Regions from separate parts of the Homo sapiens genome. Here region 1 is linked to region 2. A link is an interaction called in ENCODE POLR2A ChIA-PET data of the cell type or tissue named here. Cell type or tissue: PC-9. All regions are shown on one strand. Each heading gives the region's core, and the rest is flanking DNA. Links, peaks and the distances in the headings are about the cores only.

Evidence for each region. ChIA-PET counts read pairs that join two places held together with the same protein. Peaks named below come from ENCODE experiments on the same cell type or tissue, not always from the same donor. Only the 100,000 strongest peaks of a DNase experiment are listed, where the experiment ranks them.
Region 1: POLR2A ChIA-PET joins it to region 2 with 6 read pairs; 1 of 35 experiments calls an interaction of 5 or more read pairs at or near these places.

Annotation. Positions count from the first base shown.
Region 1 is chr2:16,616,806-16,624,714 of GRCh38, reverse strand. It overlaps CYRIA (CYFIP related Rac1 interactor A), which reads left to right. Exons shown (of 12, transcript NM_030797.4): 2 at 696-851. Among named protein-coding and RNA genes, the nearest start is that of CYRIA, 45 kb to the left of the region's middle. In PC-9, for the core only: a CTCF peak has its summit at 3,834; DNase peaks (open chromatin) are centred at 3,194 and 3,944; H3K27ac peaks cover 2,765 bases.
Region 2 is chr2:16,911,175-16,919,083 of GRCh38, reverse strand. No RefSeq gene overlaps it. Among named protein-coding and RNA genes, the nearest start is that of LINC01866, 52 kb to the left of the region's middle. In PC-9, for the core only: a CTCF peak has its summit at 3,866; a DNase peak (open chromatin) is centred at 3,573; H3K4me3 peaks cover 314 bases; H3K27ac peaks cover 2,627 bases.

The sequences.
Region 1 (7,909 bases), core at 2,046-6,045, 290 kb after region 2:
CAGGAGCCAGGAAAAAAACCCTGCAATAAATGATACTCATGGAAAAAGAGTTCATGTCTGTTGCTGTGTTTCTCTGAAACGTGGACAGAAAGAGAGAGAGAGAGAGAGACCTGGGCCCACATATGCTTCTCACTGAAGAGCAGTGCTCACTCCCCACTGTGTCACTGTGTTCATGGGTCATGGTATTTTATAACAATATTTTTCTAATGAGAAACAGGGAGAACCATCCCAACCACATGCCTGAGGTGGGCTGTTTTACTAATTTAGCTCCCAGGGGTGAAACTACAAAAACAGCAATCTGGAAAAAGTGCCACCTCCCTTTTTCAAAATGTGTTAAACAAAAAATAAAAAATAAAAAGACTTCCCATTCAAGGTCAATGACCACTTGTTTGAGAAGTCAGCCTGACCATGTGGCTGCATTTAAAAAATATGTCAAAGGCCAGAGAGTCAGAGACATGTTCCAATGTGGATTCAACTCCCAAACTGCTGAGTCCCTGAGTGAGGCTGCTTTCTTCTGTGAGCCTCAATCCCCTAATTATAAAATGAAAGAATTAGACAAGACTATCTCTTAGATGTCCTTCAGGCCTGATAATCTGTGATCTTGTGACTCTCTGCTCTCCTTAAAAAATACATTGTGACTAGTGGAGAATAGGAAATTGCTTCTCACAGTAACATGACTTGCATTCCCTTTTTAGCAGGGTACCACCATCTTAAGGACAGAAAAGCTACAGGACTCTAGGAGGCCACCGTCCTGATTTGGGAAGTCCAACTTACTTTGGCCAGACAGCAGCTAAGCTGGTTCATCCCATCAGCCTGGATTGGTGAAACTGAATCACAGGAGATATTTCCAGGTAAGAAACAATTGACTTTCGTTATAACGTGTAGCACACTGATAACCATCATTATACTGCAGGAAGTATGTCGTATGCATGCTTATGTTATGAAAGACATGAAACTATTAAGGAAAAGGTTCAAGGCTCTGGGTTCTATAGCTGTATTCTGAGTGGGATCTGTGCTATCTTGAGGCTTTTGAGGGTTAAGGAATGAAAGAGGGTAGCTGAGAATTACATGCAGGGGAAGAACAGAGTCGAGCTGTAGATCTAGGTTCCTTTTTCCTTGCAGAATCATTTAGTGTTCCTTTCTGCCCATGCTAGCCAACTAGATTTAGACAGTAGGAGGAGAGGTCCTTTGGTAGCCAATCTGAGATGGAATTTAGATCCCATGTCAGAGAACGGACTTGCATCCCACCTGCTACAACATCTTTAGAAACAAATTCAGTTCATGAAGTTTCATCCAAGGGCGCTTACAGCAGACAGGCTGCAGCTAACCATTCTCATCACCCGCTTTCCTGACCACCAACGCAATGTCTCTGTCTGCTTATTGCTCGTCTCTCTCCCCTCCTCCCAGTCACTTATGGATCCTTTCCTTCTTATGTGCAAGGAATGTGGCCACATCTACTAGAATGTCTTCATTGGAGTTGCACCTGATGTAGGCTGACATTCCTCCTAGATGACTAAAGTTTGGTCAAGCGTTCAGCTGCCTGGATTGTGGTATATTAACACATCTCTCTTACGCAGGCCCAGTGTAAGGAATCATGGTCAGGAGTCATGAAAAAAATGCCAACACACTGAGATGGCCACACATCTTCACTCTTGCACTAGTTTTTGGTGTTATCTTCTGCTATCCTGTCTTGAAGCTCTTTTTCAGCTAGATACCTTGACTTTTCTGAAAAACTAAAACCAGAAGCATTTCACGAAGCTAAGCACAGGACAGAAGGTAAGACCAGGTGATATCTAAAGCTTGTTTTGCATTCCCAGGATTGTCTTATCCCAGACTTGTTTCTTATGCCAGACTCTTATTCTTTGGGGAACATGTTTATCTCATGCCTGCTTCCTTTCTTCCTCTTGTGGTTTCTTTCTCTAGAGTGGTTTCTGAGCTATAGCATAATTCAGAGGAAGGAGAACAGTTTTGCGACTTAGACACACATGACTTCAGATCTCAGCTGTGCTCTGTGTTGGCTCAGTGATTTTGCTTAAATCACCATTTTAAATCCCCAAGCTTCTGTTTCCCCACCTGTAAGGTAGGGATAGTACACTCCATGTTATAAGCTGGTGTTGAGGATTAAGTGAGATCACGCATGAGCATGGTTTCTTGTTACAGGAGACCTCAGCAAATACCAGCTCCTTTCCCTACCTACCCTTTTTTAGAGCTACTTGAATATAGCTTTGATCCCATATCTGGATTTCATTTGAGCCTTGTGCCTAAAATCTAGGACAGGCCTTGTCCACAAATACTGTTAAGCCCCAACGATTTAAAAAGGAGAGAAACTGTTAACAGCCTTTTTATTTCAGAGCTCTTCATCCATAGAAGCCTTTTCTCACCCGGACTTTAGCCAGATTGCCTCTCCAGCCTGGCCATTGGAAGGTTTTCTCTGCCATACCCAAAGTTAGAACTACTACTTTCCTAGCCCTTTGTCCCATGAGGTATTAGCTGAAAACTAATTCCCTCCCGGTGGCTTTTTCCCTTCAGACTAGCCTACATCCAAGACCAAGAGTAAGGGTCAATTGATTTGGGGCCGGTATCCTGGCCTGGCACTCAGCAAGACAGTCAGGGTCCAAGCACATGCTCATTCAGGGCTTTCTTCCTTGCCTGTTAGCTTTTCTAAGGCAGTCATTCACCCAGTCATCCATTCAGTCAGTAGATGTTCATGGAACATGAACCATGCAGTGGGTGGCTCGCACTATCTTGGTGCTAGGGATACAGGACAGAACAAAACCAAGTTCCTGTTCTCAAGGAGCTTGCATTCAAGTAGGATCAAGGGATCATCAACAAGTAGCAAACATGTATGTATTACATCTGGTAGTATTAGGTGCTATGAAAAAAATAAAGCAGAAAAAAATAAAGCTAAGTCAGAGAGCTAGAGAGTTGAGGGAAATGGACATTACTGTTTTATATACAGTGCCAGGGAACACCTCTGGATAAGGCATTATTTGGGCAGCATCTGGAGAAAGTGAGGGAGCAAGGCTAGAAGGAAGAGCCAGAACTAAATCTCTGATCGGGGAATGCACTTGGGCTTTACCCAGTCTCGAGTGACCAGTAGGATTGGAGCAGAAGGAATGAGGAGCCTGTGGAATGAAGCGAGGGCAGAAAGGACTTGGGTGTTTATGTTCTGGCTGGCTTTTCTGGAGATTCTTCTACCCTTCCTTTCTCTTCCCCAGAGCTCTTTCCCAATGCAGTGTTAGTCATTCATTCAAAAATCTTTACTGGGCCCTAGCTACTGGGACTCTGTAGATTAATGAGTCTGGGCCCCATTCTTAGGACTCCATGGCCTGGTGCTATCAAGGTTTCTTGGGGAAGTTGCATCGATAAAGTAGGTTGATGTAAACAGTTGTCTTAATTTGATCATCATAGAGTCAATTTGCTAGAGTAGGAATTTTCCACTGGAACCTCCCACAGGTCACTTTTACCTGTTCTCTTGGAATTTACTTACATGATAGACTATTGGTCTTTCTCGCCTTCAGGGTAGAAGGAGGATCATTCATTCAGCAGATATATGAGTGCCTCTTCTATGTGAGTGCTGTACCAGGCACTGGGTATAAATGAGGACTAGGTCAGCCCCTGCAGTTGAGTTGCTTCTGGTTTTACCAGGAGACGCACTAATGGCTAGACAACACACTTTGATCAGTGTTGCATTAGGAATGGGTGCTTGGGGAGCTCAGAGGAGGAGTCCCTGACCCAGATTGAGGGGTGGAACCATGGAAGCTTCTTGGGAGCAGGTTGTCTGCACTCAGTCCTGGAGATGAGATGTAGCCAGGCAGGAACCAAGCAAGGAGGTTAAGATGCTTCAGGGAAGGGTGTTAGGAATTTCCAGGCCGGGAGATGGAGACACATAGGCAAGGACTGTGCCTCGGGGAATCCTGTGCACCTTCACCTCCCTCCTGAGACTGTGGAATGTGGAGAGGTGAGTCTGAGAGACCAAGGGACTCACTTAGAGAGGGAGGTGAGGGTATGAATCAGGGATTTTTCAGACCAAGCTAAGTGGTTTGAGTCTGTTTTGAGGACAGCTTAGAACTGCTCACAGTTTTTAAGCAAAAATGGATGAGTTATTAGGATTGGAGTTTTAAGAGGCAAAGAGCCTAATTTTATTTGAAACCCTGGTTCCTTAAAATGCTTATTTTATACCTCTTTCATATATTATTATAAGATTATAGTTTCCTTGGCTGTAAAATAAGTTCACACAGATCAACTGAATGAGATGGCTGTGGGTAGCAGATGCATACAATGTCCCTTCCCACCATTGATGCTGCAGTGAATGCTAAACTTGTCATTTCATGCCCAGTCTTAGTACACAGATAGCTGTGAAATGGTTAGAACATAAGTTTTGTTTCTCTTAGAACTGGCTGGCAAAAACTTAAACTATTCTAGTAGAAATGATGGGATTTAGGTCTTGTTACATTTTCTTCCCATCAGAAAATGAATGAGTAATATCCATTCCTTAACCCTCTCTCCACTGAATACTAAAGTCAGAGTGTTCTTTTAGAAATTACGCACTCATTAAACAGGTAATATCTGAGTATCTACCAATGGTCACACCCTGTGTTGGGCCGTGAACATCAGGACAAATCAGACAAGGTCAGCACCTCAAGGAGTTTCTAATCACGTGACAAAGACAAAAGCAGCCAACAGAGAAGCAGATGGCAGACAAGAACCCAGACATGAACAAAGTGATGTGGATGCAGAGGATGAAATGTGTTCTCTGCCCAGGAAAGTCAGGGAAGGCTCCAAAAGGAGCCATATGATTTGGGCATTGAAGGATGAGTAGGAGTTGCGAGCTGGAAGAGAGATGCTCAGGTACAGAACTGCACTCTATAAATAAGGGCCAACATTCATTTCTCTGTCATGGGTGAGGAGGAAATAGCCAGCCTGCTCATCATGCTCAGATAATGCCTCAACTCTGCTTTTCAAAAATCCATTAGTAGCCACCTCCTCATCCTCCCACTTTGTTCCCAACAGCGACTAAAAAGAAGCAAATTGACTAATTTGAATTGATCTTTTCTCTGACCCTATGGAGGTGTTAGTGAGCAGAATAGGGTAAGGGGACCAAGAAAAGAAGTAGAAAGGAGGAGGAATTCATCTTCATCATCCAGAAACGCTGATTTAACAGCATGGATTACACCATAGCTCTCTGGTGGTAAAATGCAGCTTTACAGAGACCTGAGTCTGCTTCTTCTAAGTGAAAACTGTATTTCCCCTGCTACCTTCCCTTTGGAACTCTTGGGGTGGAACTCTTGGGGTAGAATATGTATATGTGTGTGTGTATATATATATATATCTATATATGCACACACACACAGAGGGTTTTATGTACGTGTGTATGTACATATGCATGTACCTACGTGTGTGTATATATGGGTATATATGTGTGTATGTATATATGTGTACATTATGTAGAATTTATTCTAGAACCTAGCTCAGAGCATGGTGCAGTTGACCTCCTATCACCCCTGCTGGCTGCAAGATGAATGGATGGGCTAGACTTAATCTTTCACCTGCACACTTCCCCAGTTGTGCCAAGATCTCTGCACTTCGTGGTACTGGATGTTCACAAGCTCCAGGAGGTAGCCTGGGACCAGGTACAGAAGATGAGACTGAAGCTCAGGGAGGAAATGGCTTGGCCAAAGCCCACAGCTGTGAGGACATCAGGATCCAAACTCTTGTCTAATTGTCCCCTCTTTCACTGTTCATGCTGTGTATCACCCTCTCCACAAGCCTATGGGGCTTCAGGCAGACCAAGGAGGAAATTATGAAACTAAGCATTGTGTTTGGACTTGAATCTCACCTGGACTCCAAAATGCAGGACCGGGCAAGCAGTGAGGTCAGAGCAGCATATGTCTAGAAGCCCTCGGAAAGCTACATCTTTCCCTTCGGGGGTCCGCTCACATGCTTTCAGGGATGGTGAACTCACCACCTTATAAGGAAGCTGGTTCTACTTCTAGAGACTGGGCAGCCATCCCTCCTTACAGAATCATCTCTAAACCTAACCATGCCTCAGTTCTAGTTGGCATAAACATCTCAACAGCGAGGGGCTTTGGGGTGGGTGCTTTGCTCTGATGGAGTCTTTTGGAGACAAGGGCAGCTCTGTCACATGCTCTTTACCAAAATGCATTTAGAATCACTTGCCCTCCTTACAGCCAGGGCTGTCTGGTTTCTTGTTCTTAGGGGCCCTATTTGTTCTTCCTAATGGGCTGGGCTGGGGACAAGACATATGACCTGGGGTTCTTCTCTTCTTCCTCTAAGGAGAAGTAGACCTCAACAAGTGCTTTCTCTGACCCCATTCTCTCCAAAACCCTGGCTGCACCCAGGGGGAGTGAGCATTCCCTTTTATATCAGGAGAAATTCAAAAGGATTGTTTAAAAAGAGAAAGAAAGAGAAGATGCTGGGAAGAGGGAGTGAAGAGAGAAAGGGGCAATGTTCTTTTTAGAGGCAGCATCCTCTTGCCCCTGCTCCTGCACTGAGGCAGTTTCGAGCACACTCTCATCCTGGCCTGGGCTCTGTAGTCCTCCTTGTCCTCAGAATCCACACCAAAGACTACCTCGCCAAGGAAGCCTGACTTGATAGCCCAGCTGGAAAGAGTTCCTTTCTCCTTCAAAACCCCACAGTGCTGCCCCTCTGTGGCACTTTCTTGGTACAACAAGGATGCAGATTTAAAAATAAATAAAGAGGGAGAGAGGGAGAAAACCAGAAAGTGACCATGATATCTGGGGTTAACTTGGATTCTAATCCAAACTGCCACTGAGTCACCAGTTAACCTTGGTCAGCCCTCCTCCCTTCATCGTAACTATGAGGGAATTGGGCTTGATCATGCAGCTTCTTCCATCTCTGAACTTGTCTTTAAGATACCCAACTCCCAAAAGAGTCCTTGAGGGCTGTTGAATCCCACATGGCCTGGCAGGACCCTGGTGTGGAGTTTGCACTTAAATCACCACCAACAGGAAGCCCCGCTGGAGGGAGATAAATTACCTCTCACCTCTTCGTAGCAGGCAAGGCCTCTGTCAGCCCTCAACAGACAACAGCTGATCTGGCTCACAGAGTGAAAGGGGCTCAGTGTGTACCCTACCCTCCTGGCTGCAGGCCTTAATGAGGCAGCTACCAGCCCTGTGCTGAGAGCTCTGGCACAGCTACAATGTTCAGTTCCTTGGTTTCAGTTCTCTCTCCTTCTTCCAACCCTGTCTTTGTTCCTGCTTTGGGTTGGAATCTAGGAGAACCGGCTTGGCAGGGGGTTTTGGCCTAGGCCTGATGGCAAGCCTACCTTTCTCTGTTTGGAGCTGTAAGCTGGCAGCACACTGGCCCCAGGATGGAGACTGCACTGACCCGGTAGTAGGCAGAGTCCGGGGGTTGGGGCCAGGTGCACACTGGCAGAGGAGTTATGAAGAATCGTGACTGCTGAAACCAACTTGGCCAGTGTTTCCTCTAAGGACCCCACTTGGTCATCTGTGCTCCTCTTAGGGCCTCATTTCTCTTACCTCAGCTCTTTCCTGTCTCCAGACCCGAAGGCTTGACTATGCTGCAAATCAAGGAAGAAGGGGAACAGCCATCTATCAACTGTCTTCAGTTGCTGTAATGTGTAATACAAGGAGCCTAGAAACTTGATGACATTTGCAGAGGCACATGTAGCTAGTTTCAGGACCCCCATAAAACAAATACTGTACATGTGAGTGGGCTTCAGGTAAGATTTGCTTTAATTGTGGTCTTGATATAATCCTTTGTAGTGCTGCAGTTAAGAGCCCAGGCTCTGGAGCCAGATGCTCTTGGGCAAGTTTTCAAACCTCTTCATAGGACAGTTTCCTCATCTCTAAAATGAGAAGACTAATAGCACCAACCTTGTAAGGGTTCTGGGATCACTACCTGA
Region 2 (7,909 bases), core at 1,496-5,495:
AAATGGTAAAATAGGTTAATTCATTTTTAATTTTAGTAATGGAGGGGAGTGGTTCATAAAAATATTTTGGGTTTTTTTTTTTTCAAGCTTGAACGCTTTTTTTTTTTTTTTTTTTGAGACGGAGTCTCGCTCTGTCACCCGGGGCTGGAGTGCAGTGGCGTGATCTCAGCTCACTGCCAGCTCCGCCTTCCGGGTTCATGCCATTCTCTTGCCTCAGCCTCCCGAGTAGCTGGGGCTACAGGCGCCTGCCACCACGCCCGGCTAATTTTTTGTATTTTTAGTAGAGACGAGATTTCACCGTGTTAGCAGGATGGTCTCAATCTCCTGACCTCGTGATCCACCCGCCTCGGCCTCCCAAAGTGCTGGGATTACAGGCGTGAGCCACCGCGTCCGGCCTGGACCCTCTTAGTTAATAATTTTAAAGCAAAACTGTGGGCGATTTTGCTGTGCATTAAGAGAATTGCTATAAAGATGATATCTGGGACTTAGCTGGAGAAACTTGATTGTTAGGGCCCTTGGTGCTTAGAAAAATTTATTTATATGTGATTCAAATTAGAGTATTAATTATAAACATGAAAGTGATTCAGTGAAATCTCTTCACTAAAAAAGTATTTTGATAAACGTTTTCTTGCTGTTGTAGGAGGAAACTGTTCTTTGATTTAAAAAAATTAGCACAGCTATATCGCAACAGATTTGACTTCAATAAAAAATTACACTCATTGAAATTTCCATCCAAGATGTGTGAAAACCTTGCATCATGATGCCTCTTTGGCAGCACTAAGATCTTCACTTTTCATGAATTATGGGGGCAATACAAATAAAATGTTGCTGTTGTATGAACACACATATACCAGCTTAAGTTTATGAATTATTTAGAATAAATAAATAAATTTCCTAATTATAAATCTGATATGTTTTCTTCTCTCTTTGTAATTCAGTATCATCCTACCAGTAACTCACAAAATATGTATTACATTTTTATTCCAAATAGTTAGCCTAAATAAATCCATAGTAAAAAGCCTATAAAGTTATATAGCAAATGATTAATTTTGGATGTAGGGATTATGGAAAATTGAATTTTTACTTTCTGGAATTTCATATTTGAAATTTATTGACAAGGATATGTCAAATTTATGGTGAAATTTTAAGCTTAAAATATTTATTGGAATACATTTTAAATTTTTTAAATTTTGGTGATTTTTAAAGTTAAACACAAATAAAAAGGCATAATAGCAAAGATGCTGCAAGTTTAAACAAGGTTACTTTAAGGTGTTCCCTCTGGCTCTGGAGCTATTTGTTCCATTCAGTTTATTCTGTCTTTGAGGAAATTTTATTGCATATTTTGAGAATACAGTCAGCCTGTGTATCCACTAGTCAAAAATATTTTTTTAAAAAGAAGAATGGATGGCTGCTTCTGCAGTGAACATGTACAGACTTTATTTCTTGTCATTATCCCTTAAACAATACAGTATAACAATTATTTACCTTGCATTTACATTGTATTAGGTATTAGTAAACTGGAGATGATTTAAAGTATACAGGAGTTACAAACAATCCAATTGCACTCTTATTTAAAATGTACAATCAAGTTATTATTGACTATAGTCATCCTGTTAAGCTATCACTATATCAAAACATGTAATGTACCCCATATATATGTATATATATACACATATAAATACATACTATGTACCCACAAAAATTAAAAATAATAAAATTAATTAGAAATAAAGTCTATGAGAGGATGTGCATAGGTTATATGCAAATACTACACCATTTTATATTAGTGACTTGAGCATCTATAGACTTTGGTATCTGGAGGGTGAAGAGGGGCGTCCTGGAATAAATGTACCACAGATATTAAGGATCAACTGTATTTTATTTTGTTTTATTTTATTTTTGCCTTTCAATGATTGTAAAAGTTTACATTTTTTAAAATTTTATTATTATTATGCTTTGTTTTAATACATCATGCTGACTTTAATTAAAAATGTATTAGAAGCGTATATGACATATTGCAGGATGGGCATGGTCAATTTGTATCAGCACAAAAAAATCTAGTTAACTTTCCTAACTTCCTCTGTATTGCCTTTTTACATTTTCTGACACCCATTGAGTCCATACCCAATCCACATCACTCCCTTACTCCTTTTTAGGGATAATTGTTCTCATTACTGTTGTCATTCAACACATTTCTGGCCTTTAACCTTCATCTTTTCAATTCATCTTACTTCTAGTAAACTCTATCTCAAATTGAAAAGCTTTCCATTCTTCAGAGACTGCTAGAGAAGCATGACTTTGCCTTATCTGTCCCTTGGAAATAATCAAAGGGAAATTTCATAAGATCTTCTCACACAGGCAATCAACTACTATATGGATTACCATGCATTTAATTTAATATCTAATATTACCCTGCTCCAACACTGTATTCTATGAGGGATAAAAGAAATGAAATACACATTAATTTATTTGCGTTAAAGACAACTATATATCCCCCAATATCTGCTGTTCCCTTCTTTCTTGGTAATAGAATTTGCATATTTTATCTGTGTATATGGCCATCTAGAATACAGACTACATTGCTAGCTTCCTTTGAATTTAGGTATGTCTGTATGACTAAGTTACGGCCAAAATGATGTAAGGGGAAATGATCTGTCCAACTCTTTCTGCTGGCTTTAATGTGGTTGGGGTAGCCATCCTTGATGAAGAGGTCACCGTGGGAATGGCAGTCACATGGCAGAGCCATAAGCTTGAAGGATTAGGGTCCTTAATACAATGCAGCGCTAATGTAGCTGTATTAGTCAGGGTTCTATTAGGATACGTGTATTATAGGTATATAAAGGGGAGTTTGTTAAGTATTAACTTACATGATCACAAGGTCCCGCAATAGGCTGTCTGCAAGCTGAGGAGCAAGGAGAGCCAGTCTGAGTCCCAAAACTGAAGACTCCGCCCACTAACTCAAATGTTAATCTCTTTTGGCAACACCCTACAGACACACCCAGAATCAAGATTGCATCCTTCAGTCCAATCAAGTGGACACTCAGTATTAACCATCACAAGTCCACCCCTTGTTAACTTGAACCCATACACATCTCCTGAGATCATACATAATCTTCAAATAAAGACAATAATAAGTCATAATTATGCCTAACGTAATACAACTATTCATCGTACAACTGGAAAAGCACCAATCCCCAACCCAAATACTATTACATAAAGTTAACAATACTTAAATGCTGATGTGAAGTCAATAAATCTCATGTCACATGATAACAGAAAAGGAAATAAAATGAAGATATTTTCTTCATCCATTTGTACAATGTACACATGCACAAACATGTTTTTTAAAAAGGAAGGAGGAAATACTCATGAAAATAACAGTCCTCCTTGCTGCAGCTGGTCACGTGGTCATAGCTGGTATTTATGACTACCTTCTACCACCCATTCTGTATTCCCTTTGCCTTCAGCAAGCACCTCAGCAGGTCGTGGCTTTTTTTCTGGTAGAGTGACTCAAACTTTCATTCCTGAAGGGTCTGGGTCATTTGTAGTCCTGCCTGTATTGGGCTGTTGTAGTTTCCCATTGACCTTAATCACAGGACATGGTAATACTAAGAGACGCCCTACTGGATCTCCTGCATTCCATGCATACCCTTCCTCACCCAGTCCTGGAGAAGTAGACTGATTTCATCTTGATAGTCCAGGTCAATCACCCCAGCTAACCTTTTAACTCCCTTCTTAGCCTGTTACTTAAAGGTAGGAGAAGCCCAAAGTGTCCAGGTGGCAATCTTAACTCCCAGTTTGGCGGAATTGTTATTGTGTCTCCTGGTGGCAGCATTGCTCCCTCTGGAATGAAAACCTCTAGGCCAGCAGAACATAATGTCGCGAGAACAGAAAGCAACAATTTTGCTAGTGAATCACTAGGGGTGATGGTGAGTGATGCCCCTTCCACTTCTACCCTTTGATTCCTGGACCCATGAATCCTGACTATGGGAGAAATAATACCATATATTAGACGCTGATTCAGAGCATACACAGCCTTCTGGAGAACTTTGCCCCAGCCCTGCAATGTATTGTCACCTGGTTGGCATTGTAATTGTGACTTCAAAAGGCCATTCCACCGTTCTATCAATCCAGCTGCTTCAGGATGATGGGGAACATGGTAAGACCAGTGAATTCCATGAGCATGAGCCTACTGCCACACTTCTTTAGCTCTAAAGTGAGTGCCTTGGTCACAGGCAATGCTGTGTGGAATACCATGACAATGGATAAGGCATTCTGTGAGTTCACAGATAGTAGTCTTAGCAGAAGCATTGTGTGCAGGATAGGCAAACCCATATCTGGAGTAAGTGTCTATATTCCAGTGAGGACAAACCTCTGTCCTTTCCTTGATGGAAGAGCTCCAATGTAATCCACCTGCCACCAGGTAGCTGGCTGATCACCCTGATGAACGGTGATATATCAAGGGCTGAGTGTTGGTCTCTGCTGCTGGCAAATTGGGCACTCAGCAGTGGCAATGGCCATAGCCAGGTCAGCCTTGGTGAGTGAAAGTCCATGCCTCACCTCCGTCCCTGCCACCTTGGCCACTTTGTTCATGGGCCCATTGGGCAATGACAGGGATGGCTAGGGAAAGAGGCTGAGTGGTATCCACAGAATAAGTCATCCTATCCACTTTATTATTAAATTCCACCTCCACTGAGGTCACCCGCTGGTGATCACTCACATGGAATACAAATATCTTCACAGTTTTTGAACACTGAAAGAGGTCCATCCACATACTTCTTCCCCAAATTTCTTTGTCACCAATTTTCCAATCATGCTTCTTCCAAGTCCCCAACTGTCCAGCCAAGCCACTGGCTATAGCCCATGAATCAGTATATAATCACACATCTGGCCATATCTCCCTCCACGTAAACTGCACAACCAGGTTCATTGCTTGAAGTTCTGCCCACTGGGAAGATTTACCTTCAGTGCTGTCCTTCAGGGATGTCCTAGAAAGGGGCTGTAGTGCTGCAGCTGTCCACTTTCGGGGGGTGCCTGAATATCATGCAAAACCATCTGTGAACCAGGCCCTAGTCATCTCTTCCTCTGTCAACTGATCATAGAGAACTCCCCATGAGGCCATCAGTGCAGGTTTTGGGAGAGAAGGCAGGGTGGCAGGAGTGGAGACCATGGGCATTTGAGTCACTTCCTCATGTAACTTACTTGTGCCTTCAGGGCCTGCTCCAGCCCAATCACATATATACCACTTCCATTTGATGATGGAATGCTGTTGTGCATGACCCACTTTATGGCAAGATGGGTCAGAAAGCACCCAGTTTATGATAGGCAGTTCAGGTCTCACAGTGACTTGATGATCCACAGTCAAACGTTCAGTTTCCACCAAAGCCCAGTAACAGGCCAAGATCTGTCTCTCAAAAGGAGAGTAGTATCTGCAGAAGGTGGCATGGTCTTGCTCCAAAATCCTAGAGGCCTCTGCTGTGATTCACCTATGGGAGCTTGCCAAAGGCTCCAACAACATGTCTATCTGCCACTGATACCTCAAGCACCATTGGATCTGCTATGTTATATGTCCCAAATGGCAGAGCAGCTTGCACAGCAGCCTGGACCTGTTGCAGAGCCTTCTCCTGTTCTGGGCCCCACTCAAAATTGGCAGTCTCTCGGGTCACTAGATAAATGGGCTAGAGTAGCACACCCAAATGAGGAATGTGTTGCCTCCAAAATCCAAATAGGTGCACTAGGCATTGTGCCTCTTTCTTGGTTGTAGGAGAGGCCAAATGCAGCAGCTTATCCTTTATCTTAGAAGGAATATCTCAACAGGTCCCACATCACTGGACCTGTAGAAATTTTACTGAGATGGAAGTTCCCTGAATTTCAGTCACATTTATTTCCCATTCTCTGGCACTCAAATGTCTCACCAAGTCCAGTGCGTTTGCTACTCCTTGGTCCACTGGATCCAATCAGCATAATGTCATCAATGTAGTGGGCCAGTGTGATATCTTGCAGAAGCAAAAAGCAATCAAGTTCTCTCCGAATAAGATTATGACACAAAGCCACAAAGTTGATATATCCTTGAAGTAGGACAGTAAAAGCCTATTGCTGGCCTTGCCAGCTGAAGGCAAATTTCTTCTGTTGGGCCTTGTGGACACGAATAGAGAAAAAGGCATTTGTCAAGTCAATGGCTGCATACCAGGTACCATGAGATGTGTTAATATGCTCAAGCAATGAAACCACATCTGGTACAGCAGCTGCAACTGGAGTCACCACTTGGTTAAGCTTACGATAATCCACTGTCATTCTCCAAGATCCACCTGTCTTCTGCACAGGCCGAATAGGAGAGTTGAATGGAGATGTGGTGGGAATCACCACCCCTGTGTCTTTCAAATCCTGGATGCTGGCACTAATTTCCATAATCCTATTTTTCTAGGTAGAGGCAGCTCTAATGGCTTCCATTTGGCCTTTTCCACCATAATAGCTCTCACCCTACAAGTCAGGGAACCAATGTGAGGGTTCTGCCAGCTGCTAAGTATGTCTATGCTAATTATGCATTCTGGCACTGGGGAAATTACTACAGGATGAGTCTGGGGACCTACTGGACCCACTGTAAAATAAGTCAGACCTGAGCTAAAACCCCATTAATTATCTTACCTCCATAAACCCCTACTTTAACTGGAGGACCATAATGACATTTGGGGTCCCCTGGAATCAATGTCCGCTCAGAGCCAGTGTCCAGTAGTCCAGAAATGTCTGATCATTTCCCTTTCCCCAGTGCACAGTTACCCTGGTAAAAGGCTGGAGGTCTCCTCGGGGAAAGAAGAGAGAAAGATTCACTGCATAAATTTTCAATAATGTAGTAGGGTCCTTCCTCAAGTATAAGTAGTCTTTGTAGTACTTATATAGAGAAATAAAATTCTCTCTTGTTTAGACCACAACTACTTTTTGGTTTACTCTCACCCATATCCAAACTTAATCCTTAAAGAGCTATTGATATGGTTTGGCTCTGTGTTCCATCCCAAATCTCATCTCGAACTATAATTCCCAAGTGTCGAGAGAGGGACCCAGTGGGAGGTGATTGGATCATGGGGGTGGTTTCCCCCATGCTGTTCTCATGATAGTGAGTAAGTTGTCATGAGAGCTGATGGTTTTATAAGGGGATCTTCCCACTTGGCTCTTTCCCTTTTCTGCTGCCTTGTGAAGAATGTGTCTGCTTCCCCTTCTGCGATGATTTTAAGTTTCCTGAAGCCTCCCCAGCCATGTGGAGCTGTGAGTCAATTAAACCTTTTTCCTTTGCAAATTACTCAGTCTGGGTACATCTTCATAGTAGTGTGAAAATGGACTAATACAGCCATCAAAAATAGTTTACGTAAAATTTGTTAGAAAACAAGGCATAGCTAAACATTTCAGGTGCAATTTTTTATGCTTATATTTCTTCACCAACACCTTAAATGAAAGCATTTGCTAAAGCAATGTTTTTCATTCTTTGTTGCTTTTCCAGTACTTTCCTTTGAGAACTACAGCTACAACTACAATTTTGGTGCCCTTTAATCCCCAATCTATTATTTCCATCCTATTATCTGGCTGATAGTTTCTGTAAAAATATTACTCTTTCCTTCAGTGAGTTTCATCCTTCAGCACCATATGATATACTAGATAGCACTGGGGTAGAGTTAGATCAAACAGAATGAGATTTCAACCTCTAACTATATAATGATAATAGGCTATTTACTTTCTCTCTTTTGTAATATCAATTACTCTACCTTCATGACAGAATTTGTATAAGCATTAAATGAGATGATGTAAACCATAGAGTTTTGCAAAATATGTAGCTTTTTCTATTTTCTCATAGCATGCTATGTAGCACTGTGCAATTATAAGAGTTGTATATGCCCTACTCTTTTTATCCTCTGCTCCA